7 separate regions of the Homo sapiens genome follow, and regions 1, 2, 4, 5, 6 and 7 are each linked to region 3. A link is a contact called in ENCODE Hi-C or POLR2A ChIA-PET data. All regions are on one chromosome and are shown on one strand. Each heading gives the region's core, a stretch centred on a gene start or an enhancer-like site at or near the end of the contact. The rest is flanking DNA. Distances are from core to core; before and after follow the strand shown.

Region 1 (3,515 bases), core at 117-2,616, 2.4 Mb before region 3:
ATAGAGAACACTGCCTGGCACATGGAAAGTGTTTGAAAACGGTTAATATAAGGAGCTCAAAAACCATTTACAAAATGAATGAATAGACCAGGCATAGTGGCTCATGCCTGTAATCCTAACACTTTGAGACGCCGAAAGATCGCTTAGTCCAGGAGTCTGGGAACAGCCTAGCCAACATAACAAGACCCAGTCTGTACAAAATCAAATAATTAGCCAGGCATGGTGGCGTGCACCTCCAGTTCCAACTACTTGAGAGGCTGAGGTGGGAGGATCGCTTGAGCCCAGCAGTTGAAGGCTCAGTGAGCTGATTGTGCCACTGCACTCCAGCCTGGGGGACAGAGTGAGACCCTGTTTCAACAAATATATAAGAACTAAAAACTGAATGAATGAATGAACGAACATTCCAACGACCATGTGACTGTTTTGTAAAGAGGAGACTGATGAAGGAAATTATCGCCAAGGTGTTTTTATCCGTTTATGAAAGCCATACTTTGTATTTGGGTTGCTGCAGCTGCTCAAAACAATGGGAGAAACTGCAGTTATAAATTCCAGAAAAGCCTGTGAATGGAGTGAAAGTGGAGTGGGTGGTCAAAAACCAATGGCCGTGGAGGCTTAGCTCTCTTCACAAGGCACACAGCAGGTGCTCAATGAGTGCCTGTTGAATGAATGGCCACGCAGCCCAATGCGTGCCTATGCACCCCTCCTCCTCCAGGCAGCCCTCCGGAGGTCCAGCCTCCTCCCCACCCTCTTGGCCCGCCCCGCCCCGCCCGCCCTTACAGGATGTCTTCGCGGATGGAGGTGCCATGGTTGAGGTTGTGGAAGCGGACGGAGACGCAGTCCCTGAGAATGAAGGAGCACCTGTTCTCCCTTTTGTAGGCGCTGAAGCACTCCTTGAAGTCCTCATAGGTCTTGAAGCAGCTGCCCAGCTCCATGGCCGCCCCCACAACCCACACTAGGGGCTGGTCCCAGCCCGGGCCCAAGATCACACCAGGGGTCAAAGGTCACACTATGAGGGTTTATAGGCAGGCGTGGGCCCAGAATGCCTTAAGGGTCCGCCCCAACTGGGTGGCCTATTCTGGAACTCAGGGAGGAACCCTAGGCCTGACCGGGTTACAAGAGGAAGGGGGTGTATTTGCTATCTGACAGGGGAAATGACACTCAGTCCATATTATCCAGTCCCGAGGTTCCGCCTCCTCAGCGACATATCCAGTCACACACAGGATTCGCAGATTGGCATTCATTTTCTCCAATTGCTAGAGAAAGAGGGCCACAGCCACCAGCGGACTGACAGGAGTCCTGACCAATCATAACCTAGATTCCTCCTTCCCGGGGTCTGCAGGAGACTTCCGGTTACTAGGGCAATCTGCCGGAAGAGTCAGGTTCTGTGTATGTCTCCGCGTCTTCCGCGGAGCGGGTGTGCAGGGCCTGCAGCATTGAACTAGATGTCGTCCCCGCAGGCCCCAGAAGATGGGCAGGGCTGTGGCGACCGCGGCGATCCCCCTGGGGACCTCCGTAGCGTCTTGGTCACGACCGTGCTCAACCTCGAGCCGCTGGACGAGGATCTCTTCAGGTAGCCGGCAGCTCCTGCCCAGCATCCCCTCCTTTAGGGCAGAAACTTGATCTTGACTGCCGCCGCCCGGGGCCCCTGGCTCCGGGACTAGTATGGCTCTGCGTGGGATGCACCCTCTGCCACGATTAGGAGAGAACTCGCCCCCAACAGAGCTGTCCTCTCTGCTCTGGCTTCCTCCCTTCCTCTCCGCGCTGCGAGGTCTGCACAGCTGAGCAAATATAGTGGTGACCTGAGAGACCCTGCTCGGCAGCCTGCCCTAAGCCTTCACGGGGGAGCTAGCCCAGAGAGGGCAGTGATTTGCCCAAGGGCACACAGCTGATGGATCAGCCTTAAAACCGACGCCGCAGCTCCTTGTGTCTTCAGTATCCTTTTCTTCTCACAATATCCCGCCCCCAGTACCATTTGGTGGGTCTGGTTTCTCATTACTTATTCTGAGGCCTAAGCATGTTTTTTTCTTTCCCAGCATCGCTGAAGTTCTTGACTGCAGCAAGGGTTTCTTTCTTTCTTTGAGGCGGAGTCTTGCTCTGTTGCCCAGGCTGGAGTGCAGTGGTGCGATCTCGGCTCAGTGCAACCTCCGCCTCCCGGGTTCAAGCATTTCTCCTGCCTCAGCCTCCTGATTAGCTGGGACATACAGGCGCGCCACAGCCCAGCTAATTTTTTAACTTCTTTTAGTAGAGACGGGGTTTCACCGTGTTGGCCAGGCTGGTCTCGAACTCCTGACCTTGTAATCTGCCCACCTCTGCCAAAGTGCTAGGATTACAGGCATGAGCCACCGCGCCCAGCCCCCTGCAGCAAGGCTTCTAACAGCTTTGACCTCCAAGGCTTCTCCTGGCTTTACTGGAAGTTATCTTACTTTGAGCTCCCTTCCTTCCACTTAAGGAATTGTAAATAACTTCTTGGAGGGCTATTTGATTTTTGTTTTTGAAGACAAGATCTGGCCCTGTTGTCCAGGCTGGAGTGCAGTGGCACGAACATGGCTCACTGCAACCTCGACCTCCTGGGCCCAAGTGACCCTTCTGCCTCAGTCTCCCGTTTAGCTGGGACCATAAGCGCTTGCCACCACATCCAGCTAACTTTTTTATTTTTAGTAGACATGAGGCCCCACTTTGGAGCCCAGGCTGGTTTTGAACTCATGGGCTCAGGCGATCCTCCCACCTCGGCTTCCCAAAGTGCTGGGATTGATTACAGGCGAGAGCCACCTGCCAGGTCATGGAGGGCTGTTCATAACTCATTGTTACAGAAAATGCCAAACAGCTGGGACGTGGGAGGCTAGAGACATAATTATTCAGCTTCCAATGGGCCTACATTCTGGGCAAGCATTTTCATCTCTGGGGCCAAGCTGCAGTTTTCTCATCTGTACACTGAAGGAGTTAGACTTGATGTCTGAGGGCTCTTGTTATTTATTCATTTATACATTTATTTAATTTTATTTTTTGAGATGGAGTCTTGCTCTGTCACCCAGGCTGGAGTGCAGTGGTGCGATCTTGGCTCACCTCAACCTCTGCCTCCTGGGTTCAAGTGATTCTCCTGCCTCAGCCTCCTGAGTAGCTGGGATTACAGGTGCATGCCACCACGTCCAGCTAATTTTTGTATTTTTAGTAGAGATGGAGTTTCACCATGTTGGCCAGGCTGCTCTTGAACTCCTGATCTCAAATGATCCACCTGCCTCGGCCTCCCAAAGTGCTGGGATTACAGATGTAAGCCACTGCGCCCGGCCCAGAGGATTTTTATGCATAAGGATATTTGCCTGGGGAAAGGACCTATGGCTTTTACCATATTCTCAAAAGGATCTTAAACCCCAATATGGTGAAGAGATCATGCATTAGAGTCTTAGTGAGGGTAGTAGAATTTGGCCCAGTTCCCAAGTCTTTCCCTCTTTCCCCCTCTCCCTACAGAGGAAGGCATTACTGGGTACCGGCCAAGAGGCTGTTTGGTGGTCAGATCG
Region 2 (4,011 bases), core at 1-2,500, 2.5 Mb before region 3:
ATACGCACAAGCGGCACAGCTTAGTGTGAGGCTAAATGGGGACACTGCAGTATTTCCAAAGCCAGCTGTGCATCAGAATCATCTTGGAGTTTGTAAAAAAAAAAAAAAAATCAGACTCCTGTGCCTCACTGCGCATCTCAGAAGCCAGAAATAAATACGGAGGTGAGGCACACAAGAATTTGTATTTTTAAAACGCACCGTAAGAGTGACTGGGAGACAGGATGACTCATTTTTTCACACTATTTGAAAAAATGTACCCATTTTTTGCAATTAAAACCATTTTTAATTTCCTATGTGACTTGAGCGCAGCAGGTCTGTGGCCGAAGTACCAGCCCCTGGGTTGGACAGACCCGGATTCCGGGCCCTTCTGCTTTCCGGCTTATAAACCGGAATCACTCGACCGTTATATGTAGAGTCCAGCATTGTACGCTCCCAGTAAGACATAACTGCTCTTAAGTTAACGTCTTTATTTATCCTGTGGCTTCCCGACCCCCACGCATACCGCAGTTTGAGAATTACCGCTGCTCAAGGATAAACAACTCTATCTGCGCAACCAGAAAAACCCACCAGAAGCCAGAGTCCGAGTCCGGGATTGGAGGCACGTGGGGCGGGACCATCTCCGCAATGTACCAATCAGAATTCTCCGGCCCAGTAGGGAGGAGTCAAAGGGCGAACAAAGTACGCAGGCGCGACGGCGCACGAAGGCGAGAGGCGAGCTCCAGCGCGCGCGCGCGCGCGCACCTTCCCCTCCCCCTACCCCAGCGAGGGTGGGCTGTTTGGCGCGCGCGCGCGCGCCGGCCCATCTCTCGGGCTCCGCCCCCCGCCCCGCCGCGCGCTCCCGCCCCCGGGCTGAGGCGACTCAGAGTCGGAGCCCGACACAAAGGCGGTGGCGGCGGCAGCAGCGGAGGGGCCCTAGAGCCCGCTCCGCTGGGGCTCTCCGGGCCCACCTCCCTCACTTCGGCCACCGGCGCGGCCGCCCACCCGCGGGTCTAAGATGGCGGCGGCAACAGAGACAGGGCAAGCGGCAGTCCCGAGCAGAAAGCGCCGGAGGGGCCGCCGCCCCCCAGCTTCGGATCCCCAGACCCTGGCGCGGCTCGCTGCGGGACCATGGCTTCCTGGGACTCTTACCTGCCCGGAGCGGACTGGAGGGGACGCGGCTACACGTTCTGCTCGACCGCCCGTTTTGCCGCCTCCGCCTCGCCCTCCCCAGCGCCGCTGCCGCCATCTTGTGTCCCGGGCCGGGACTCCGCGCTGCGCATGCGCTGGTACCGCCTCTGAGGGACCTCGCCGCGGCCGCGCCGCCATCTTGAGTGTGGCAGGGTCGGCTGGCTCCTCGCACCCAGCTTGCTTTCGGCCCCCTCCCCTTCTTCCCATCCGTCCCTGCTGTTCCTTGTGGCGCTGAGGAAGGGGAGACAGCTTTGTAGGCCTGCGGGTGGACTGAGGAAGGAATGAATTCACTGGCACGTCCCCGCCTCAGTTTCCCCCTCGAGCACACACGCAGGAGCCGGATGTTCGCGGTGGGCGGTGCGCGGCGGGGTTGGACTGAGCGTGCGCACTGGGGGGCGTGGGGGCTGTCTTAGAACCTGCGGGGGTCTCGGGTTCTGCCGCCGGCCCAGGGGAGGCATCGTGGTGACGTAGGCTCCGGACGTAGCAAGGACCTGGGTCCTGGCACCCGCGCGGCTCTGCCTCTTCCAGCCAGTCTCTTTCCCTCTCTGGGCCTTTGTGCTGCGTGGTGTCCAAATGTTAAGAAGCCCTGCCCCATGCCCGGGCTACATATACATCGAACCCAAGCTGTAAATGCTCTTGAGTAGAAGCAACTTAAACTAGCCTTCGGGGGCAAGTAATAGAGATGGCTTTCGGCAGAGTTGGGAAATCAACTAAATGCATTGTAGGGCCTTTCCAACATTGACATCTGTGGCCATTAGTTGCAGTTCAAAGCCTCACTGAGCCCTCAAACCAGCTACAGCGGGTAGCCTGGCAGGGAACTGGCAGCTGTGAGGTGCTCCTCATCCGGCTCCCTGCAGGATTCTTTTTGGTAGGAGCCTGCAGGCGTCCGAGTGGTAGCTCCACCCATCTCCGGTCTCCCCAGCAAGCATCCCTTCCAGTGCTAGCTTGAGAAGAGGAAAAGCTTGCCACCTGCTGTCAGACCGGCGCTTGTGTGGAGCCAGGGGCTGTAGGTACCCCGGCTGAGTAGCCTCTCAGATGTCCATGGTCCTGGCTGCACGCCAGCGTGGGGGCAGGCAGGCGGACGCTCAAGAAAAACGGAGGCACCGATATGAGTAGTAATTGAGAACGAGGGTTCATGATCCTCATCTGATTTCAATCCCTGCTCCTCCACCCAAAATGTGTGGCCTTGAAGGAGTTAACCAATTTAAATTTTAGTTTCCTCAGTGGAAGATAATAAATCCGCCTACCTCATAAAGGTTTGGTGAGAATTAACTCAGGTGATGCATGTGAAGTCCTCAGCGCAATACCTGGCGCTTCCTAAGTGCTGAATCGGTTAGCCGTGATCATCTCACAGTGGCATGAGCATTGCTCCAAGTAGATTTGAGCCCTCCAGAAATAAGCCAGCTCTATATAGGCACAGCAGTTCTGCCCTCGCAGAGCTTCTCGTTCAGATAAGAGGCCTGATGGGAAACCAGACTCCTGGGTCCTGTCTCAGTTCTGGAAGGGTGGGGGGCCAGCTTTGATTTATGCCTGCTGCCCTGGCATAATTACTAATATTGCCTCCTTTTTCAGAAGTGCCCTGCTTTGGGCCGGGCGTGGTGGCTCACCCCGGTAATCCCAGCACTTTGGGAGGCCGACGCAGGTGGACCACCTGAGGTCAGGAATTCAAGACCAGCCTGGCCAACACGGCGAAACCCCGTCTCTACTAAAATTACAAACATGAGCCAGGCCTGGTGGCGCGCGCCTGTAATCCCAGCTACTCGGGAGGCTGAGGCAGGAGAATCACATGATCCCGGGAGGCAGAGGTTGCAGTGAGTCGAGATCGCGCCACTGCACTCCAGCCTGGGCGACAGAGTGAGACTCCTGTCTCAAAAAAAAGTACTGCTTTGGGCAGTAAACTACGTGGTCGCTCTTGACCTACGGGATAACCAGTTTTCCATGCTCATGCCCCCCAGCTAGCCCGCGCTTTCACTAAAGTTTAAAAACCATGTAGTGATTATTACCCTTTTTTTTTTTTGAGACGAAATCTCGCACTGTCGCCCGGGCTGGATTGCAGTGGCGCGATCTCGGCTCACTACAACCTCTGCCTCCCGGGTTCAAGCAATTCTCCTGCCTCAGCCTCCCAAGTAGCTGGGATTATAGGCACCCGCCACCACTCCCACCTAATTTTATTTGTATTTTTAGTAGAGACGGTGTTTCACGATGTTGGCCAGGCTGGTCTCAAACTCCTGACCTCATGATCCGCCCGCCTCGGCCCCCCAAAGTGCTGGGATTACAGGCGTGAGCCACCGCGCCCGGCCTTTTATCTATTCTTTTATGTTTTCAAAGTATTTTCTCATTCATTGTTCAGATTCTCTTAATTGATAACCAAGATACCAAACATCCCAAGTGCCTAGTCTTCTGTTTTATCATGGAATTCTGTGAATTATTACCTAAATCTGCACATGAGCAAACAGGTTGGAGCGAGGGGCAGGGGCGAAGTCATTGTCCAGGTTCACACAGCCATCAACAAGTAACAAAACTGGGATTTTAAGCCCGGAGTTCTCAACACCAAAATGCAGGGCTGGTTCCATTAAACCACTCTGGCCTCCCTGTTTTGTGAAGAAGGGATCTAGATTCAGGCGATGTGACTGGTCTGAGTGGACACAGTGGCCCTGGATAGTTCAATCTTTTTTTTTTTTTTTTTTTTTGAGACGGAGTTTCGCTCTTGTTGCCCAGGCTGGAGTGCAGTGGTGCAATATCGGCTCACTGCAACCTCCGCCTCTAGGGTTCAGGCGATTCTCCTGCCTCAGCCTCCTGAGTAGCTGGTGTTACAGGCATGCGCCACCACGCCCGGCTAATTTT
Region 3 (3,745 bases), core at 611-3,110:
GGAACAATTAGATGCCTTGTAATGATAAAAACGCATAATGTCTTTGAAAGTTAGTACAAACATATCAACTTTTATTTACTGGAGTAGGACTTTGCTATTATATTGCTAAACCTTCGACACATTTGTGATTTGCCATAAAATTAAATTAAGGGCAAGTCAAATAGACTAAATCCAACTAAACCTCTCCTACAATCTGTTAGAGAGTGACTGCTCCTTTATTCGATTTACCTCGCTAAGTTTTATTTTACAGAACATTGTAAAATATAAAACTTAACTGATTACATGCATTTCTACATTTTACAAAAATGTTTACTAGTTTTACACTAAGTACTTACATCACAGTGTGAGGTTTTTGGTGGTGGTTTGGCCACAAAACACGCAAGGTAACAGTCACCTAGTTCAGATTAACCAGTTTTGTCTAACCCTTGGAATCCTCACCATCACCCTGCGTCTAATGGCAAAAGGCTGCTGTCGTCATGGCTTCCGGTAAGGTCAGCCAAAGGGTCATAGGGCAAGGGTCACACAATGTATGGAAAAGCCAAGGCCAATCAGGAAAGGCAGTCATCTTAGCCTCAGTGGACACAGCCTCAGCCCCATTGGTCACTTTCAAATTGAAACATCAAGGACTTGTTAAAAAGTTTGAATTCAACATGCAACAATTTAAACATCAAACATTTAACATAACCAAAAATCCCCCCAACCTCCTCCCAATAACATGCCCCAATTAGTTCAAATACAGCATAAAGCTTATTTAGATCTACTTTGTGGTACAATACCACATTACTTAAAAATAGTACATTCTTTGGCCCCCATCAAGTTCCATAGCTTTAAGACCTATACTTTATGCTCCTCCCCTTCCCCGTCCCCCGCGCCCCCTACCCCACCTCCACCCGAGCCTGCCCCCGAACCTCTAACTAATGCACTGATAGGTAAGTAAGGAGAATACAACAAATACAGCCACCCCTTACTTCCTCTGTGGGAAGAACCCGTGACAGTGCTGACAAGGGGCCAGAAGAAGCCACCCACCTCCCAACTTGGCAAATAAACAAAACCAAACACCCAAACCCAATCCCCGCGCTCCGGCGTCCCATGGCTGCCCCGGGCAGACGTGAAGGCAGCGGGGCTCGGGGACACCCAAGTCAAACGACCCCCGGCCCTCGCGCCTGCCCGGGCTGGGAGGCCCCACCCCACCCACCCCCGCCCCCAGGGTCCCCAAGGGCGCGGAGCGCGCGGGGGTGGGACTCACTGCGGCTTCCGTAGCTGTAGCCGTCGCGATCGCGACGCGGGCCCCGGGCGTGCTCTACGATCACGCGCTCGCCGCAGAGCTCCTTGCCGTTCAGCTCGTAAACGGCGTCGTCGGCGTCGCGGGAGTCCTCGAACTCCACGAAGCCGTACCTAGGGGCGGTGCGAGGGCCGGACAACCGCGGGGGAGTCGTTAGCCAGGACGCGCACGTGCGCGCGCCCGTACCCCACCGCGCGCCCCCGCGACGCCGCGCCGTCGCCATCTTTGAGGCCCTGCCACGCGGCGCCGCGGCCTTGGCCGCTTCTTTCCTTGGAGAGTTCCCGCCGCCACCAGGCCTGGGACGCTGGGCGCGGGCGCCCAGGCCCGACTCACCCATTTTTGAGGTCTACTTCGAGGAGGCGGCCATAGCCACTGAAAAAGCGCTGGATGTCCTTCTCCCGGACGTTGTAGCTCAGGCGTCCTATGTAGACGCGCGGCATGTCCGTGGCGGGCGGGGACCCAAGGGCTGGTTGTCGAACGGCGGACCGCAAGCCAGTAACCGCGGTGCGGGTGCGGGGACGGCAAGAGCCCGAACACGCGCCTCACACCACAGGGGCGGCCGAGTCCAGCCACACAATGGCGCGCGCGCGCGCCAGGCTTTCGCTATATGGGCGGCCGGTGGGGCGGGGCCTGGAGCGTGATGTCAGCGCGCAGCGGCACGTCCGTCCCGCGTCGTCCCTGGGCTAGATGGTGACTGGCGAGTCCGTTGCCCGCGACGTTTCGGTGTAGTGCGGTCTTGCTAGCTTCTAGGATTTTTCTCTAGCCCTCCCCACCGTCTTTGAAAACACAATGTCTCTAATCCAGCCGCAGAACTGCTTTCTAATTTGTACCTTTTATAAAACTGTGCGCGATCTCTTCGGGGTTGAAGCTCGGGAGGCGGGCTGAGCGAATCCCCGTTTTTCATTGGTTCTCGAGGTTATCATAATAGGTCGCCGCGGTCTCTGCTTGGTGGCTTAAAACGAGGCTGCGGATTTCTCCCAGCGATTGGTTGATGCTCGTTTTGATGGGGACCGCGGTCTCGGACCCAGTCGCTTGTCTTGTTTCGCAGAATCTGAGGATCGCGCGCCGAGGTCTTGCTGACCGGGCGGAGGTCGCGTTGCGAGCGCGCAGACCCGCCGACATCAGCCTCTCCGGGTCTCACTCGCAGCCTTCGCCTCCCCGGACGTTCCCCTCTCCCTCCATGGGTCTTTCTTGGAGCCCTGGCAGCTTGACTCACTTGTGGATTGGGCTATCCGTGGCAATCCTACGCTCACTGTAGGTGCTCAAAAGGGAGCGTGGACGAGACCCGGCAGCCCTCCCACAGCGACGAACGATTTTTTTTCTCCCGTGTATGGAAAGTCCTTTGTCCCAATACTATCATTTCCTCCACTGACTTGAAAGTGCCTTATTTTGTGAGTTTATCAATGGAGATGCTATTTAAAGCTGTAGAACCAGATTGAAAACCTCAAAGGAGTAAGTTTAAGTGGAGAGCGGAAGACCCAGGCCAACGCCTGGGGTACTCTGAAATTTAAGCGCAGGAAAGGAGACTGGGAGGAGTGACTAGCGAGGTAGGGAGAAGACCAGGAGAGTAGGTGTCACCGCCGAAGCTAAAAAAAAAAAAAAAAAAAAAAAGGGATATCACTGAGATAACACCAGCTCTTTAGATATTTATGTATTCCTGCTCTGTTTTGAGTGGTGCAACCTCAATATCCTTAAGCTTCGGGTTGAAAAAGGGGGGTTTTGTCCTCCTGGAGCTATTTGGAAGTCTAGAGGGAAACGTTGTTTGTCACGACTGGGGGAGGTAGAGGCCGTGCTTAAAGTTAGATAAATAAAAAATACGAGTCTGTAATCCCCACACCTTGGGAAGCTGAGGCAAGAGGATCTCTTGAGCCCAGGTGTTCGAGGCTGCAGTGAGCTATGATCATGCCACTGCACTCCAGCCTGGGTGACAAAGCAAGACTCCAACCTGCCTGAAGGAAAGAACAAAGCTTCCGCAGCGTGGAAGGGGACCCGAGCGGGTTGCCACTGCTGGCTGGACCGCCAGTTTTTAGTCCCTTATTTGGCCCTGCCTACATCCTGCTGATTGGTCCATTTTACAGAATGTTGATTGGTCCGTTTTTACAGAGTGCTGATTGGTGTGTTTACAAACCTTTAGCTAGACAGAGAGCACTGATTGGTGTGTTTTCAATCCTTTAGCTAGACGGGAAAGTTCTCCAAGTCCCCACCCAACCCAGAAGCCCAGCCGGCTTCACCTCTTCACCTCGGTAGGCAGAATAAGGGTTCCCCCTAAAGATGTCTATGTCCTAATCCTAATCCTAATCCCTGAAACCTGTGAAGATGTTACCTTGTATGTCAAAAGGGACTTTGCAGATCTGATTAAGTTGAGCATCTTGAGATGCAGAGATGCCCCGGGATTGTCCAGGTGGGCCCCATGTGATCATAAGGGTGATTACAAGAGGGGGACAGGAGAGCCACAGTCAGAGA
Region 4 (3,790 bases), core at 885-3,384, 2.1 Mb after region 3:
TAGATGCTCAGAAAAGTTTGTTGAATAAATGAAGTTGTATTGGAGCAGTATAACCTATATACATTCTCATTCATCCCAGAAATACTTATTGAGTACCTGAACATGTCGACCCATGTTCTAGATGTTGAAGATGGGAAAAACAAAGTTCCCACCTTCAGAGATATTATAGATGATATTCAGGTTAGAAGGGCTAGGCAGAAAAGTAAAGCAGGCTTAGAGGATAGTGATTGGAGTTGGGACTTGATACTTTAGTAGAGTGGTCTGGGAAAGTCTGGGGAGGTGACTTTTGAGTAGAAACTTGGAAAGCACACGCCTTTCTGATATCTGGAGGAAGCAACACCAAGTACAGAGGTTCTGAAGTAGAAGTGAGCCTCCATATTCCAGGAGCAAGAAGGAGGCTAGTGTGCCTGGCATGCAATGAGGAGGCCGAGTGGAAGGAGGTGCAGTTAGAGAGGTGGAGAGTATAAGTGGACGAAGGGCAGACACATAGGATCTTGGAAGCCTTTGGGAAAAAAACCACATTTTGGAAATGAAAAAAATAGGTGGGCATGGTGGCGTGCACCTGTAGTCCTAGCTACCTGGGAGGCTGAGGTGGGAGGATTGCTTGAGTTTGGGAGGTTGAGGCTGCAGTGAGCTGTGATGGGGCCACTGCACTCTAACCTGGGAGACAGAGTGAGACTGTGTCCCACTCTCCACCCCACTGCCCCCATATTTTTTTTTTTTTGGCTTTTACTCTGAGATGGGAAACCTTCTGGGGGCTTTTGAGCTTAGGTTTCAACAGGATCCCTCTGGCTTCTGTGTTGAGAGAAGGCACCATGAGAGCACAGTGGAATCGTGGAGAACAGGCAGGAGGCTACTACAATATTCCAGGAAAGAGGAAAAGGGGTATTTTAAAGGTAGAGCTGACAGGCTTTTCTAATGGGTTGCATGTGGGATATGATAGGGAGAGTGGAGTCCAGGATGACTCCAATGGTTTGTCTGGAGTCATCAGAAGAATGGAGTTGACATGAACTGAGGTAGGGAAGGTTGTGAAAGGAGCAAGCTAAGGTGCCACGTATGGGTGTTTGACTATCGACTTGTTTACTTGGACACATCGCTCACACTTGTGTATATGCTCCCTGGTTTTCAGGATCTGAAGGTTCTAAAGTTACTTGAAGTTAAAGGCAGCCTTACTTATTGAACACCAAGCACTGTGCAGAAATCTTTATATGTGGTGTCATTTAACCCTTTTAATATTTCTACTGATTTACTCATGTTTCATTGCCCTTTTACAGTTGAGAGATTAACACGTCCAAAGTCACTCAGACAATTATTAACCTGCTAGATTAATGCAGATCTGGGATTCCCATCCAGGTGTGTCAAGACCGTAGAGCTCCTGCTGTTTACTAATCACTGGATTCTAAAGGTGGGAGCCACTTTCTGAGCATATTTGCTGCAGACTTGGTTCCATAACTAAAAAGGTGCCTGGATCATGTGACGAGAATTCAGGAAAGAACCCAACCCCATCCCAGGCATTACAGGTTATACAACAGCTATGAAGAAAGGACGGTATTAGTGGACTCGAGGAGGCTGACTGATGTTTGAAAGTTCAAGTACTTGAAGACTCAATGTTAAAACAGTGATCAAGAGTTAGTTTTTTTGTTATTATTCTTAAGAAAACAGAAAATATTAAAAATTGCAGTGAACCCTTGGTTGGATAAAAGACCACTCCTAGTCGACGCTTGTTGGGAAACACTGGAATTGGAGGAGTGGGGGCAGACAGGAGCGAGAGCCCCTGCCAGCCTACACACACATCCTTTTGAAAGTGTAACCTGGTGTGACCTTCTTTAAGTGGTCCTCTGGAAAGAGCAGGATATGGAGTACAAAAGCCAGGAACCTCTGGGACCGCAGCATCCGCCCCCAGCGCCTCCTTCCCCGTCTTCTTCAGCCTCCACACGGTGGGGCGGGGAGGAGGGGGGAGGAGGAGTGCTGGCGCATGCGCCGGGGGCAAGGTCCGCTCCCCGCGACGTCAGGGGGCTCGCACCCGCTCGAAAGCCCCGCCCCGCGGCCGCCAGAGGCGACCTGGGCGGACTGGGGGGCCTGGGCCACGCCCCCAGCCGAGTCGAGCAAGGCCGAGGGGAGCCGTGCAAGGCCGAGCAGAGCCGAGCGCCTCCGAGAGCGGCCGAGCCCAGCCGAGCGGCCCGGAGTCGGTTGGTGCAGCTGCGTCCCCGCCGCTCAGCAGTCCGCGGCTCCGGCGTCGCCGCCGCCGCCGCCTCTGCGGGGCCTGCGCCGGCCGCCCGCCCGGCCGCGGGGAGGGAGGCCCGCAGCGCGGGAAGAGCGGCCCGGTCGCGGGCGCCGCCACCGCCGCCGCTGCCAGGTGAGCGCCCGCCACGGCCAGCCGGCCCCGCGTGCCCCCGCGGCTGTCAGTCCCCGGTGTCTGTATCTCTCTCTGCCTGTCAGACCCTGTGTCTGCGCGAGCTCCTTCCCGCCACGCCTGGCCCGCGGCCGGCCCGCAGTCTCAGTCAGCCCCCTCCCGCCGGCTGCCCCTGGTCTTTCTGTCAGCCGCCAGCACCCCCATGCTGAGAGGCTCCGCCCCTTCCCCCCGGAGCCCCGCCCTCCGCCATCTGTCATCACCCCCCGGGCTCCAGGAGCGGGCGTCCAGGGGTCCTAGGGGTCAGGGTAGCCCCGCGTGCCACCATCGTAGAAGGCGCAAAAGGGGGTGGTAGAGGGGAAGCGGGGGCGTTCGCGCAGGCCCGCCTGACCGTGTGAGAGTGCATGCCCGAGTGTGCGTTCCGCGTGTGCACCCGAGAGCCGCCTGCGTCCACGCCCGAGGGCCCTTGCACTCTGCTGGGATGTGGCAGCCCATGCCCCCGGTGTAAAGAGCGTCAGCTCGACCAGTGAAGGCGGCAGAGCCAGGACTCGAACCACTCGGGGTACAGTAGCACCCTGAATCTTGGGACCCTTGTCTGCCCACGCGAAAACACTACACGTGGGCCCCAGGTCCTCGGATTCCCTGAGTGGCGTGTGAGTGGAGTTTGGAGCTTGTTAAGCCTTCCCAGTTTGGGATTTTCATTCAGGGAAGCCTGTTGGAAGTGATTGAGGAGTGGATGGGATGTAGGACTTAGGTGGGGAGTGTTTGAGGGCTTGAGTCATTTTGAGTTGCATGGTTTACATTTCTGAGCAGTGATTGCCCTGGGCTTGTGCCCTGCGAGAAACTTATGTGACTTGGGGTGGGGGAGTGAGGTAGGAAGGAATGCTCCTTTCTGTTTTTATCTATGTGAACACATAGTATATATTTATCCAGATATCCTAAATGTTTATTCATGAGGCGTCCACACGTCCTTAATTTAAAAAAGGATTACAGTAGTTTCCATTTATACACGTTCTTGTGTGTTGTTATCTCAATGCTCTTTATTTGTGGTAACTTAGTATTGCAATATTTCAAAACTAAGAGAAAATGCATCCTAAAACAATTGGTATTTTGCCGGATAATTCTGAACCACGGAGAAGGAGCCAAAAGCGCACTTCATTAGCTGGAACAACTTATTCGAGCTTAATTTGTTTCTAAGAGACATACAGTGGAAAAATCCAGAAGCGCAAAATAGTATCAAAGACACATAGAAAATGAATGAAAAGGGCCCTTCTGTTGCTGCCTTGGAAAGATGGTATCAAAGTTGCTGTAGAGGACAGAGCCACTATGTAATGATCAACATATTAACCAAGTTGGTTTTGTGACCTTGATACATTGAGCGGGGCTTGATTTGTGCAGTGGTTCATGACAGGCAAACATTGCATGGGAAGTGTGGTAATT
Region 5 (3,977 bases), core at 1-2,500, 2.3 Mb after region 3:
CCCACTAGAGACCAGCGCAAAAGCAGCCAAGCTCAGGCCTGGGAAGGCGAAAAGGCAGGAAACTAAGAGAAGCCGCTCCCGCTCCCTGAAGCCACCGGACAGAGGACAAAGGGCTAGACTCACAAACTAGCTGCACTCCTGAGAAGAATACCTGACTCCAAGGCGCTGGGGCAGGCCTTTATGGGGCCCATCTCCTGGGAACGTGCTTCCCAGGGCAAGGGGAGTCCCTGCCCTGGCATTGAGTGTCTGCCCACCCACATAGGCCTCCAAAACCCAGCTTTGGGACAAAAGTAGCAGAAAAAAAAAAAAAAAAATTCCAGCCACTGGCTTCTCTCAGGCTTCTCCAAACCAAACAAGACCACCTTCCTCCCTCTCCCCCAGAGGGAGATGAGTAGGCCCAGCTCTGCTCCAAGACCAGCCCTACCCAACATCTGCCTAAGTTCTACTTAGGGAACCCAAAGATTCCTTTGCAAATAAGAGCCCAGCCTGGGGGCCCGGAGAGTTTCACAGACTGCTCTTTCTGGATAAAGAGTGGGCGGGGACCGTCTGGTCAGGCCCCAGGTTCCCGTGCAGGGTGGGGGCCACTGCCTTAGCTCCCCTCGCCGACGCCGCCACCACTCCCAGGGTCTGGGGGGCCCGATGCCTGCACCGCAGGTCTCCAGCCCGCGAGGATTTTTAGGCCTCAGGGCAAAGCGCCTGGAACACTCCCCCCAGCTGGGGGAGGGGGGGTGTCCTGTCAGGTGACCGAGGACCCGGATGCCCCCCGCCCCCAGTGACCACCCGAGACGAAGCGGGGGCGGGGCCCGGAGGGAGTCTGGGAGGGCCCGAAAGTTTGCCCAAGTCGCTGGGGCGGCCGGCCGGGGTGCAAGCAGTCGGGCCGGGCTCCCACGACCCCCGCGCGGGGCGGGCCCAGGCAGGAAGTGGGCGCACTTACTGGCCCCCTCGATCTTGTCGGCGCCCCGGCTCCACGTGATCTGGCGCGTCTCCAGCTTGACCTGGAAGGTCTTCCGCTCGGGTCGCTGCGACTTCTTGGAGTAGAACAAAGTCATGACGGTGCCCACCTCGAGGCTGCGGCAGAGGTGCAGCACCTCGGCGTCCGAGGGCGCGCCGGGCCCGCAGCCGTTGGCGCAAGGGGACGCGGCGCCCGCCATGGCTCCGACGCTGGGGGCGGCGGCGGCACAGGCCAGGACCGCCCGGGAGCAAGCGCAACGGCGGCGGCTGAGGTTGGGGCTGAGGCTGAGGCGGCAGACGAGCGGGACCCGGCGGCGGCTCCTGCAGGCGGACACGGGGCGGGGCCTCAGCGCGGCGGGGCGGGGCTGCCCTGAGGCCCCACCCCGCTTCGGCGCCGGGAACAAAGGCGCCCGCGCACCCGTGGGGAGGACCCCCGCCCGTCGGCCCGCCGCGCCTGCGCCCCGCGACCCCCAGACAGGCCGCAGGCGGGGACGGAGGCGCGATGGCGGCGGGAGCGCGCGCCGTTCCCGGTCGACCCACCCAGCCCTCAGTCCCGCAGAGCTTTCTCACGCGGCCCCGGACACAGCCCGGCGGCCACGAGCGGCCCTGTCACGCACGGCAGCCCCGCCCACAGGCCGCAGGCCCGGCGGCCGGCGCGTCAGTCAGGCGTACTCGCACGGGCGGCCGCTACCCCGCGGTCCCGCACAGACGCAGCCCCCGCGTCCCGAACACCGCCCATGCAGCGACCGGGACGGGACGTGAGGGGATGGCGCGTCCTCCGGGAATGCCCGGCCAAACTCAGTTACCTGGGCGGGCTTCCCGGACAAGGGAGCCAGGACGGGCCGCCTCACACCGGCGGCGGCGGGTCCTCCGCGCGCCCTCTCCCGGGAGGGGCGGGGGCGGGGCTGCCTGCGGATTGGTCGCGGGCACTGATGGACAGCCGACATGTCCCGCCCCCCCGGCAGCGCGGGGCTGGTCCGCAGGCAGTTCTGGCGACGGCCAGACCCACGTCTGTCTGTTCCGCCCCTGCTGCCAGGGTGGCTTTCAGTGGTCCTCTCTTTCGGAGAGTTCCCCCCAAGCGTGAGCACCCCTTACAGGGGCGTTAGGTCCGCGGCCGCGCTGTCCAGTGGTCTGACCTGCAGCTCCCAGGGCCTTTGTGTCTGTCCCTCGCATGGGCCTCTGCACGCTCCGTCCCCACGCGACAGGACTCGAGTCCGATTCGGGGCTCCGACTCAGACCCTACCCCGCAGCGCCCTCCTGCAAATGCTCTCCTGAACTTTGGTTTTCCCCGCCTTGCTTTCTTCCTCCTCCTGTAGCCGCTGCCTCTCGATCTCAGAAGCTTCTCTTCCTCTGCACTCAGTGCTAGGCCAGATCCCAAGGCGACCTGACCTTTCCCCTGGCTTTGCCCAACAACACAGGCACCGGTGACTCCAAACCTGCATCTCCCCTACGTTCCAGGCCCCAGCATCCCACTGCATGTTCCACATCCCCCCCCCTTAGACAGCTCGCCTTCCCTCCCCAAACGATTCCTTCCACAGTCTTCACTTTCTCAGAACGCGGCGCTAAACTTCTCTAAGTTGGAAGGTCAAAAACCTTGCAGCTAACTTTGATTCCTCCCTTTGCCTCACCTCCAATCCATCAAGACCTTGTCACTCAGCCCACAAGCTGAAGGCCCCATCTCCTGTCACCCAGACTACTCACCTTGTTTGGTTTTGCCTGGATCTATCAGTTTGGTTTTGCCTGGATTTATCATGCTTTAAATCTTTAAAATGAAATTAAATCATGATCCCCTACATCCAGGCTAAAACCCTCCGTGAATTCCCATTGCACCTAAAATCCACACTCCCTGCTTGGCCTAGCAGGTTCTATATGACCTGCCCATCTCACCAGTTTCATCTCTCACAAGTGATCCTTCACTCTCCATTCTCCAGCCACAAGGCCTTTTTCTGGTTATGGAATATAATTCATACTCTTTGTCTTTCTGAAGCCATTCTTGAAACTCACCCCTGCAATCTATCTACCCTTGTCAGCACCGCCAAAATTGAGGACACCCACGGTCGCGGTGGAGCCTGTCTGACATGTTGAGCCAGGCAGTGGGTCGGCTGCCAGGCACAGCAGGACAACTTACTGCATTTCAGAGGTGAGAAGCCCAACAGAGCTTCCAGCTGATGCCAGAGAAAGAGCCAGGCTTCCTGGGAATTGTGAGATAGTAGGACTAGACTAGAGTTTGTAAGAGCGTGTGCTCAGGCAACCCACTCAGCTGGATAGTGACCTGGGGCTGCTGCTTCTGACTTTGTCTTGCTGTAGTGGAAACTTGTGTGTTAACGTTGATTTCCTCAAGTGCGTCCCCTAAGAAGCTCAGAATTCAGCATGACATTGAGACCCTTTGTCCTAGCCAGCCTCTGTGGAGTAAGGAGCGGTGGGGTAGCTGAGATGGACTGCCACCTAGTGGCAGGTCTTTACGTGGGCGGGACGGAGCTAGCGTAGACCCTGTGCTGAAGGTGTGCACCTGTGGTCACACCTGATCCTCATAATTATCTTCTAATCAGGAATGATGGTCCACAATTTACTGATGAGGAAACAGAGATTCAGAGAAGTTCTACAATTTGCCCCAAAGCCACATAACATGACTAGGTGGGAACTAGAACCCAAGTCGGCCTGACTCCATGAGTTTTCTGCCTCACAGGAGATCCACTGGCTTAGGTAAGTCCTGGTGGTCAGTAGTCAGTGGGCATGGAGGCTATCTGGTTAATCAGCATGGGTGAGGGGAGGCATGCTCACCGCTGGCCTTGGGCACAGGGAATCCAGCAGAACGTGAGTGCTCACAGAGTGTGGCTTGAACTGGCTTAGGCTTGAAGTTCTGTGGACCCTGCTCTTCTCTGTGTTGGGCATTGACAACATGAGGAGCACAAGAGAGACACAGCGCCAGCTCTCTGGGAGTTCAGACATTAAATAAACACTCTGTTACATAAAGACAATTATGATGAGGGCTAGAAGGAAAAACATTGGGTCGAGATCTCTTCAGA
Region 6 (3,633 bases), core at 200-2,699, 2.4 Mb after region 3:
ACACTGCATTGGGAACCTCGACCACAATGAAAAGTTCCAGTGACTAACATAATTTTTTAAAAATCCAACATTTACATTGGGTGACCCACAGAGAACTTGCAAACTTTCTTTAGGGAGGTACTGCTACCTTTGCAAAGAACGTAACTTGGGAAAAACAACCTGGAAATATAAAGAACTCCACAAAGCGTGGCTTTAGTTTTAGAGCCATAATTCCTATCATAAACAGCCTATCAAAAAAAAAATTAACAGTTGCTTAAGGAAATCTTTCATTCTGGAAGCAGAAAAGGAAACAAACATGAAGCATAAAGGGAATAACCCCCAAAATAAAGTTTAAAAAATAATAATTCAGTCCCCCAGCCTTCCCTCTCTGGTGAAGTATGTGATTTATACGGCTTTGCTCTGCAGAAAGCTCATTCTGGGCAGCTCAAGGAAAGAGCCGAGGGAGGGAGAGAAAGAGACACAGGCACAGAAAGGAGAGGAGAGAGAAAAAGAAAATGGCGCAGAGACTAAGTCCCGACCGTCGACAAGGCGACTTTCCCGGGAGGAATCCCGGCCCGGAAAGACCGCCCGAGGCCCGGTGGCGGACGACACGGGGTCTCCGTTGTCCCCTCTTGGGAGGGCCGGGATCTGGAGGAGCTGGGGTCCCCGGAAAGGGGGTCAAGAGGCGGCCCGATGGGAACAATGGGGCCGGTGAGCGAGGAGCCGGGACTTAGTCTCTGGGACGCCATGTCTGTCCTCTGCCCGGCACCGGCAGGGCGCGGGGGAGGCGGCCGGCGGCTGGGGGGCCCCGGAGTCGGCGCAGGGGGCACACTCACCATTCAATCGGAAATCCGCTTCGATCTGGAAAAAGAAAAGGAGAGAATATCAAACAACAGCCACTTTAACCCCTCCGGCGGCGAGCGCGCGCGGCCGGGGTCTGGCTCACCCTGCGCCCCCGGGGAGGACGGGGACCCGGGGGTGGCCACAGAGGGCAGCCATCCCTGCCTCGAACTGTAACTTCGCGGCCCTCGCTCGCGGCCTAGCGAGCCGATCTACTCCGGCAGGCGGCCCCTCACCGGGGGCTCCGGCCTGTCAAAGCTGCCGGGCCGGGGCTGGGGTCGGGGCCTGCGCCGGGGGTCGCGGGACGGCCAGGCCGGGGTCCGGGGCCGCCAGGGTCAGGCCGGGCCGTACCTGGGAATCGTTGTGGAGGTGGTCCCCACTCATGTCGGCCCGGAGGGACGAGCGCGGCGGCAGGCGAGGCGGCGTGGGGGAGACGCAGACGGCGAACCGGCCTGTGCGGGCGGACGGGGACTCCGGAGGCTCGAGGAGGCGCAGGTAAGCGGCGGTGACTGTGGGCCCGAGACTCCAGAAACGGCTGAGGCTGCTACCACGGCGGCGACGCTGCCTGACTGCCGGGCGGGCGGCGAGAACAGACCCCAGCAGTTGTGTAACAGCCTAAGTTCGCATTTGGGCTCACTGCGCCTGCGCGGCCGCTTTTAAACAACACGTCGGCGACGTCAGCGCTCGCGGAAAGAGGCAGAGGGTTGCGGCCCGCCCCCTCGCTGTTCGCCAGACGGACCTGTCTTTGCATCGCAAGCCCCGCCTCCGGACCGTGCGCGCTCCGCTGTGATTTGCATAAGGAGCCGACTCCTCCCACGGCGTCCCACCCCAAGCAGCCTCCCCTTCCTCTCCAGACGCTTTTTCTCGGAACCCCAGCCCCTCTGCTAGGCAGTGCGCAGGCGCCACCCGGGCACCGCCTCCGGACCAGGGCTGGCCGCGCAGCCACGTGGTGGGCCTTTAAAGGCCGCGGCGGGACCCAGCAATCTTGGGCAGAGCTGGTATCCGGCGTCCGCATCTCCTTGGAGCGGCGAGTACCTTGGCAGCTGGGACCCCAGAGGTCTCCCCAGCGCCTCCTTTCTTGCTAAGCCGACCCTGAGGCCGCCTGGTGGGAGGAGTCCCCTCCCCAGCCTTTGTCCAGGCCCTCCAACTTCTGGATTATTTCACGCCCACTTTTTAAAAATTATTTTAATTTTTCAACCAACCAAGGGTCCGGTTTAACCCCAGTTTTCCGCCGAGTACATGTAGCCCTGGGTCACCAAGGGTCTGATTTCTTTGGTTCATTCTACAAATACTTATTGAGCATCCGCTATGAGCCCAGGAATTGTGCTGAGGGAAGGGGGAATGCAAGAGACCAAAGGGAACTGAACCTGTCTCTATCCGCCCCTGTATCCCTGGCATGCTGGGAGGACGGGGCAAATGGGGAATAGAACTACCGTTTATAGAGCATCTATTCTGTGCCCAGCTCTGAATTCTCACAATAGCTCTGTGAGGTCGCCTGTATTACAAAAGTCAAACTGTCCTAAAGACAAGGGACCAACAGCCAGCTACCTTGCATCTATAGTTGGATACCTCTCAAGCTTCTCTGGGAATGAACTGAACTCCACTCAGCTAGAAAAAGCCCCATCCTGACACCTTCCTTTCCCTCATTTCCCACTAGTCCCGCTGATTGCATCTCTTTGCTTCATCTACTTCTCTCTGCTGCCCATAAGCCTTTGAAGTCTGCGTTCTCCTGCTTGGATTAATACAATGTGCTGGCTGGGGGTGGTGTCTCACACTTGTAATCTTAGCACTTTGGGAGGCCGAGGCTGGCAGATCACTTGAACCCAGGAGTTCAAGACCAGCCTGGGCAACATGGCAGAACCCTGACTCTACAAAAAAATACAAAAACTGGCGGGGTGTGGTGGCATGTGCCTGTAGTCCCGGCTACTCGGGAGGCTGAGGTGGGAGGATCACCTGAGCCCGAGGAGGAGGTCGAGGCTGCACTGCACTCCAGCCTGGGCAACAGAGTGAGACCTGGTTTAAAAAAAACAAAAAACAAACCAACAAAAAACACCGCACTCCAAAACACTACACTTCTAACAGGGATTGCTGCTTCCATTCTTGGCCCTCTCGTAAACTGCATTCCAACAATTGCCAAAGTGATCTTCTCAATATGCTAATCTAACCATTACTCCTTTGTGGATATTGCCACATCTATTACCACTTTCACTATTATTATTTCATATTTTAATTGATCTCCTTTTTATTTACCTTCATCCTAAGTGTTATCTGTGAAATAATATCTATGAAATCATTTGGAAGTAAATATGAAAACTGTTCATCCAGTGGACCATCAGTATCTTTATCACATCTAATGTTTACCATCACATGTTTACCATTAGATGTGTTTACCACATCTTGTGAATGCTTCAAGATCAACCTAAATATCACTTTTTCAAAGTGACTCTCCGGCGCACTACTGACCCTGCTTCCACTGGCTGACCAAGGGTGCCTTATAGGCCAGGCGCGGTGGCTAACGCCTGTAATCACAGCACTTTGGGAGGTCAATGTGGATCAATCACTTGAGGTCAGGAGTTCAACAACAGCCTGGCCAACATGGTGAAACCCTGTCTCTACTAAAAATACAAAAATTAGCAGAGTGTGGTGGTTCACACCTGTAATCCCAGCTACTCGGGAGGCTGAGGCAGGAGAATCGCTTGAACCTGGGAGGCAGAGGTTGCAGTGAGCCGAGACCGCACCACTGTACCCCAGCCTGGGCAACAGAGCGAGTGAGTCTCAAAAAATAAATAAACAAATAAAAATAAAAGGTGCCTT
Region 7 (3,950 bases), core at 1,254-3,753, 2.4 Mb before region 3:
ATTAGTTGCTGGCCGGGCGTGGTGGCTCACGCCTGTAATCCCAGCACTTTGGGAGGCCGAGGCGGGTGGATCTTGAGGTCAGGAGATCGAGACCATCCTGGCTAACAAGGTGAAACCCCGTCTCTACTAAAAATACAAAAAATTAGCCGGGCGTGGTGGCGGGCGCCTGTAGTCCCAGCTACTCGGAGGCTGAGGCAGGAGAATGGCGTGAACCCGGGAAGCGGAGCTTGCAGTGAGCCGAGATTGCGCCACTGCAGTCCGCAGTCTGGCCTGGGCGACAGAGCGAGACTCCGTCTCAAAAAAAAAAAAAAAAGAATATTAGTTGCTAATACGTAAAAATTAGATTTGGCACAGATTTGGACTTCTGACTCATCTTAAACCTGATCTGCAGCAATGGGAAGCTGCCTTCTTGAGATCTGGCCCTATTGGCCAAAGTCCTCACTTCATCCATTTCCTTGCTGTCTGTCCCCCCATGTAAACATCTAAGATAGGCAGCCCTGCTTTAAACCCACCCTTTATTGCACAGAGGGAAAGAACAAGGCCACATGGCTCAGAGAATGTAAACAGTCACAGGAGGAGTGTCTTGCTCCGCCAAAGGCTTGAAGCAGAGCTCGCACTTGGATCTCACTTCCCACCTTTCCCCAGACTCACTCACCCATCCCAGCCCTACACTTACTGTTCCAGCTGCTCCATGGATGGTCCCTACCCATTTGAAAAGGTTGTCTGATTCAGGGAAGGCAGAAATCCCTTTATCGCCAGACATCTGGGGAGAAAACACATTTGTTGGAATGTGGAGTACACTTTTGGGCATAGCAAAGGTCAGTGGGTGAGCTTTCCCCTTAATTTTATATATATATATATATATATATATATATGCTCACATACACACACACACATATATATGTATACACACACACATATATATGTGTATATATATGAGATATAGATGGGGTTATGCCATCTCTACTAAAAAATATATATTTACATATATATATATATAGAGAGAGAGAGAGAGAGATTGAGAGAGAGAGATAGACAGAGACAGACACACACACACACTCTGTCGCCCAGGCTAGAGTGCAGTGGTGCGCTCGGCTCACCGCAACCTCTGTCTCCACGGTTCAAATGATTCTTGTGCCTCAGCCTCCCGAGTAGCTGAAATTACAGGCATGCACCACCATGCCTGGATAATTTTTGTATTTTTAGTAGAGACAGGGTTTTGCAATGTTGGCCAGGCTGGTCTCGAACTCCTGACCTCAAGTGATCCGCCCACCTTAGCCCCCCAAAGTGTTGGGATTATAAGGTGTGAGCTACCGCGCCCAGCCTCCCCTTAATCTCATCACTCTGATCCAAAATAAAGCAACCAAATTCATAGGCTAGAAATACCAAGAAGGGCGGGGAGTTGGGTGTGGGTAAAGCTTGGTTGGGGCTAGGAAGTAGGGACACACTGGATAGGGAGGGTCTTGTATGACTTCAGGGAAGTGTTCGAGATAACTTCGTGTGGGGGGATGGAATTGGGAGGAGGGACTGCTGGAAGAAATGGTGTAGGTGGGGTGTATGAACTTCTTTCCCAGGAGGGAGCAAATTACATTACCCCTATGTCTAGCAAAAAAGCTGACGGAAAAAAGGAGGCTACTGAAAATTGGATGGAAGGCTGGGGTTCTGGGCACTTAATCACTCACCATGAGGGTCATCAGCTCCTGCTGTAGCCTGAAAAAAGAGTATTCGGGGTTACCTGGGAGTCTGGATGGGCCAGGCCTCCAGACGGTGCATCTTCTCCCACCTGAATCTCAGGGGGAGCCGTCATGGAGGCTCCCCACATCACCAAGGTCAGGCTCAGCTCAGGGTATACTCACCAGATCCACAGGACGATCCTAGCGAGTCCTCACCCTCCCTAATTCCAGACTCCCTCGGGATGATTCTGGCATGTTCTTAATTCCCCAGGCTTTAGCATCTCTTCCTTGCCCGACTCAACTTCTCCCTTCCCCTGTCTCGGCCAAGTCACGAGGGTCCTTGAGCGTCTTCATCTAGGCCCACCAGGGAAGGAGTCTGGCAGCGCCCCTACCCTCCCATTCTCCTTCGGGAGAGTCTCAAAGAGCGGTCTGAGCTCCTGGCCTGTCCCCCATCTCTCGAATCTCACCCGCGCAAGGAGGTGGGAGTCCCGGAAGTCTCCGCCCTCGACACCCATGCCCAGGGGAATGCCAGGCCCCGAGCTCCTGGTGTGTTCTCCTGCACCCGCAGATCTCCCGCTCCAGGAGGTGGCGGCGGGGGGTGGTCCTAGAAATCTTTGCTCTGGGTACCAATGCCTAGGGCATGGCAGGCCCGGCGAGTGGTAGGCCGCATCACTCACCTTTTGCCCACCGGACCCCGGGCGGCGCCCCCGCTCGGCTCAGCTCCTTTACGGGCGGCGGCGACGCTAGTGGCGGCTGGGTCGCGGTTTTGGGAAGCCATCCGGGCGGCGTTGGCAGAGAGACAGGAACTCGGAGAACACGACTGCAACTGCAGGACTGCGGGCCCGCCCGCCCGCGTTTGAATTGTAACCCTCTGGGGGCGTCGACCAATCAATGGCTCGCTTGGGTTTGATCCAGCCAATGAGACGCTCCGGAGCGCTCTATTGCTGCGCCACTGCTAGACCTACCCACTGGCGCACCGCTATTGGGCGGCAGAATCCCGCTTCTGACAACCGATTGGTAGATGATGCTGCCATTAACTAACGAATCCGTAGCGAATTGGTGGCCGTTGGAAAACGCTAACCATTAAAGGGCCAAGAAAACGTCCACGTGGGATGAACCCCTCCTTCTGGCTACACGTCTTACTCCGCGTGGGAACACTCGGCACGCCCAGCCTTGATCCAATTTCCCTCGGGCAGGGAGTGCCTCCAATCCTGCAGCACTGGTACCCTCCCACCATTATAATCGCCTGGGCACCTTTGCTGCGTCCTAAGTATCTGAAAATCCCAGCGAGGGGAAAAACTAAAGGCTGATGGCCAGAGCAGCAGGCTCCCTATTAGAAAACATAGGTCCATACATCTCCGCAGAGATGACAGAAATAAAAAAAGGCAACATTGGTTCAGGCTGGTCGCAGTGGCTCACGTCCGTAATCCCGAACACTTTGGAAGGCCCAGGCAGGAGGATCACTTGAACCCAGGAGTTCGAGACCAGCCTGAGCAACAGGATAGGGAGACCTGTCTCTACTTAAAAGAAAAAAAAAAAAAAAGAAAAGAAAAAAAAAAAAGGCTGGTGAGGTGGCACGAGCCTGTAGTCCCAGCTACTGGCGAGGCTGAGGCGGGAGAATCGCTTGAGCCAGAGGCTGCACTCTAGCCTGGGCAACAGAGCAAGACTGTCTTCAAACAAACAAAAACCCCAACAACACAGGTTCATATCCTGTATATCCTACCTCCCCAGTGGGTAGTGTGTAACCTTGGGGCGGGTCCTTTAGTATCTTAACCTGTAAAATGGGAGCAATAAAAGCCAACTCTATTTTTCATATGATCTGTCATCAAACTCCATCGCATTCTGCCATGTCCTTACATTAGCTGGGTAAGGAAACTACAAATGGGCAAAGGGAAGACGGGCAGGGTACATGGTGCTCCCAGGTTGGTCTTATCAAGCCTGGCTCTATACTGTTATGGGTGAGGGTTATCTCGTCCTTTTTTCCTACACCCACTTCTAGAGCCCTTGATGTTCTGTCAATTCCCACAAGGTAGAGGGCACAGCAGGTTCACCATCTGTGTTTACTACAAACTGTTTAATTGTTTCTTATCCCAATAACTTTACAAATATAGAACCACATGCTAGTCTGGGGGTGCTGTGCAGTGAGTCACTACAAACTCGCTCAGGCACAGCTTAATGCCGCTGAGATCCATCTAGGAGCAGTCCCAGCGGTGGCCTCAGCCACGTGAGGAAGAGGGCTTTGGAGGAGGGCTGCCAAGTGTGGCCAGGGGACCCGGC

What was found. A loop is a pair of places that touch in the nucleus more often than their neighbours do. ChIA-PET counts read pairs that join two places held with the same protein, here RNA polymerase II (POLR2A). Pooled maps may share reads with other maps.
Region 1: a loop to region 3 is called in a pooled map, with 19 times the contacts of the local background. The contact joins the promoter of ACOT8 here to the promoter of SRSF6 in region 3. A Hi-C loop is called at or near these places in 5 of 50 pooled maps. POLR2A ChIA-PET finds 5 or more read pairs at or near these places in 3 of 52 experiments (GM12878, OCI-LY7 and activated CD4-positive, alpha-beta T cell).
Region 2: a loop to region 3 is called in a map of CD4-positive, alpha-beta T cell, with 7 times the contacts of the local background. The contact joins the promoter of PCIF1 here to the promoter of SRSF6 in region 3. A Hi-C loop is called at or near these places in 1 of 168 maps with a recorded cell type or tissue (CD4-positive, alpha-beta T cell) and 10 of 50 pooled maps. POLR2A ChIA-PET finds 5 or more read pairs at or near these places in 4 of 52 experiments (BJ, CD4-positive, alpha-beta T cell, CD4-positive, alpha-beta memory T cell and 1 more).
Region 4: a loop to region 3 is called in a map of B cell, with 11 times the contacts of the local background. The contact joins the promoter of ZHX3 here to the promoter of SRSF6 in region 3. A Hi-C loop is called at or near these places in 2 of 168 maps with a recorded cell type or tissue (B cell and gastrocnemius medialis) and 9 of 50 pooled maps. POLR2A ChIA-PET finds 5 or more read pairs at or near these places in 4 of 52 experiments (HepG2, MCF 10A, Panc1 and 1 more).
Region 5: a loop to region 3 is called in a map of chondrocyte, with 5 times the contacts of the local background. The contact joins the promoter of PLCG1 here to the promoter of SRSF6 in region 3. A Hi-C loop is called at or near these places in 1 of 168 maps with a recorded cell type or tissue (chondrocyte) and 8 of 50 pooled maps. POLR2A ChIA-PET finds 5 or more read pairs at or near these places in 3 of 52 experiments (A673, HepG2 and activated CD4-positive, alpha-beta T cell).
Region 6: a map of CD8-positive, alpha-beta T cell shows a loop between it and region 3 (8-fold over the local background). The contact joins the promoter of TOP1 here to the promoter of SRSF6 in region 3. A Hi-C loop is called at or near these places in 2 of 168 maps with a recorded cell type or tissue (CD4-positive, alpha-beta T cell and CD8-positive, alpha-beta T cell) and 8 of 50 pooled maps.
Region 7: a loop to region 3 is called in a pooled map, with 10 times the contacts of the local background. The contact joins the promoter of UBE2C here to the promoter of SRSF6 in region 3. A Hi-C loop is called at or near these places in 7 of 50 pooled maps.

What each region holds. Positions count from the first base shown.
Region 1 is chr20:45,855,243-45,858,757 of GRCh38, reverse strand. ACOT8 (acyl-CoA thioesterase 8) reads left to right here and starts at 1,366. Exons shown (of 6, transcript NM_005469.4): 1 at 1,366-1,570; 2 at 3,466-3,515. The coding sequence starts at 1,443. It overlaps ZSWIM3 (zinc finger SWIM-type containing 3), which reads right to left and starts at 1,144. Exons shown (of 2, transcript NM_080752.4): 1 at 778-1,144. The coding sequence starts at 932. RefSeq lists an enhancer at 3,503-3,515.
Region 2 is chr20:45,931,922-45,935,932 of GRCh38, reverse strand. PCIF1 (phosphorylated CTD interacting factor 1) reads right to left here and starts at 1,250. Exons shown (of 17, transcript NM_022104.4): 1 at 1,129-1,250. LOC107985388 (pre-mRNA-splicing factor cwc22-like) reads left to right here and starts at 862. Exons shown (of 1, transcript NR_171669.1): 1 at 862-2,439. RefSeq lists a silencer at 720-929 and enhancers at 558-1,248, 1,249-1,940, 2,200-2,349, 2,632-3,324.
Region 3 is chr20:43,456,011-43,459,755 of GRCh38, reverse strand. SRSF6 (serine and arginine rich splicing factor 6) reads right to left here and starts at 1,860. Exons shown (of 6, transcript NM_006275.6): 1 at 1,616-1,860; 2 at 1,247-1,395. The coding sequence starts at 1,722. RefSeq lists silencers at 1,074-1,333, 1,344-1,443 and enhancers at 1,584-1,683, 1,115-2,062, 1,984-2,143, 2,204-2,523.
Region 4 is chr20:41,316,075-41,319,864 of GRCh38, reverse strand. ZHX3 (zinc fingers and homeoboxes 3) reads left to right here and starts at 2,134. Exons shown (of 4, transcript NM_001384317.1): 1 at 2,134-2,356. RefSeq lists an enhancer at 1,705-1,754 and silencers at 1,865-2,314, 2,325-2,614.
Region 5 is chr20:41,134,816-41,138,792 of GRCh38, reverse strand. PLCG1 (phospholipase C gamma 1) reads right to left here and starts at 1,250. Exons shown (of 32, transcript NM_002660.3): 1 at 935-1,250. The coding sequence starts at 1,151. LOC124904903 (translation initiation factor IF-2-like) reads left to right here and starts at 1,280. Exons shown (of 2, transcript XM_047440629.1): 1 at 1,280-3,091; 2 at 3,501-3,977. The coding sequence starts at 1,454. The coding sequence ends at 2,035. It overlaps PLCG1-AS1 (PLCG1 antisense RNA 1), which reads left to right and starts at 793. Exons shown (of 7, transcript NR_109889.1): 1 at 793-1,079; 2 at 2,982-3,091; 3 at 3,501-3,654. RefSeq lists enhancers at 133-212, 361-460, 382-1,166, 1,951-2,735 and silencers at 611-870, 991-1,980.
Region 6 is chr20:41,026,638-41,030,270 of GRCh38, reverse strand. It overlaps TOP1 (DNA topoisomerase I), which reads right to left and starts at 1,449. Exons shown (of 21, transcript NM_003286.4): 1 at 1,171-1,449; 2 at 816-840. The coding sequence starts at 1,203. RefSeq lists silencers at 1,109-1,178, 1,399-1,750.
Region 7 is chr20:45,811,197-45,815,146 of GRCh38, reverse strand. UBE2C (ubiquitin conjugating enzyme E2 C) reads right to left here and starts at 2,503. Exons shown (of 6, transcript NM_007019.4): 1 at 2,351-2,503; 2 at 1,683-1,710; 3 at 677-763. The coding sequence starts at 2,451. DNTTIP1 (deoxynucleotidyltransferase terminal interacting protein 1) reads right to left here. Exons shown (of 13, transcript NM_052951.3): 13 at 3,729-3,950. RefSeq lists a silencer at 2,511-2,700.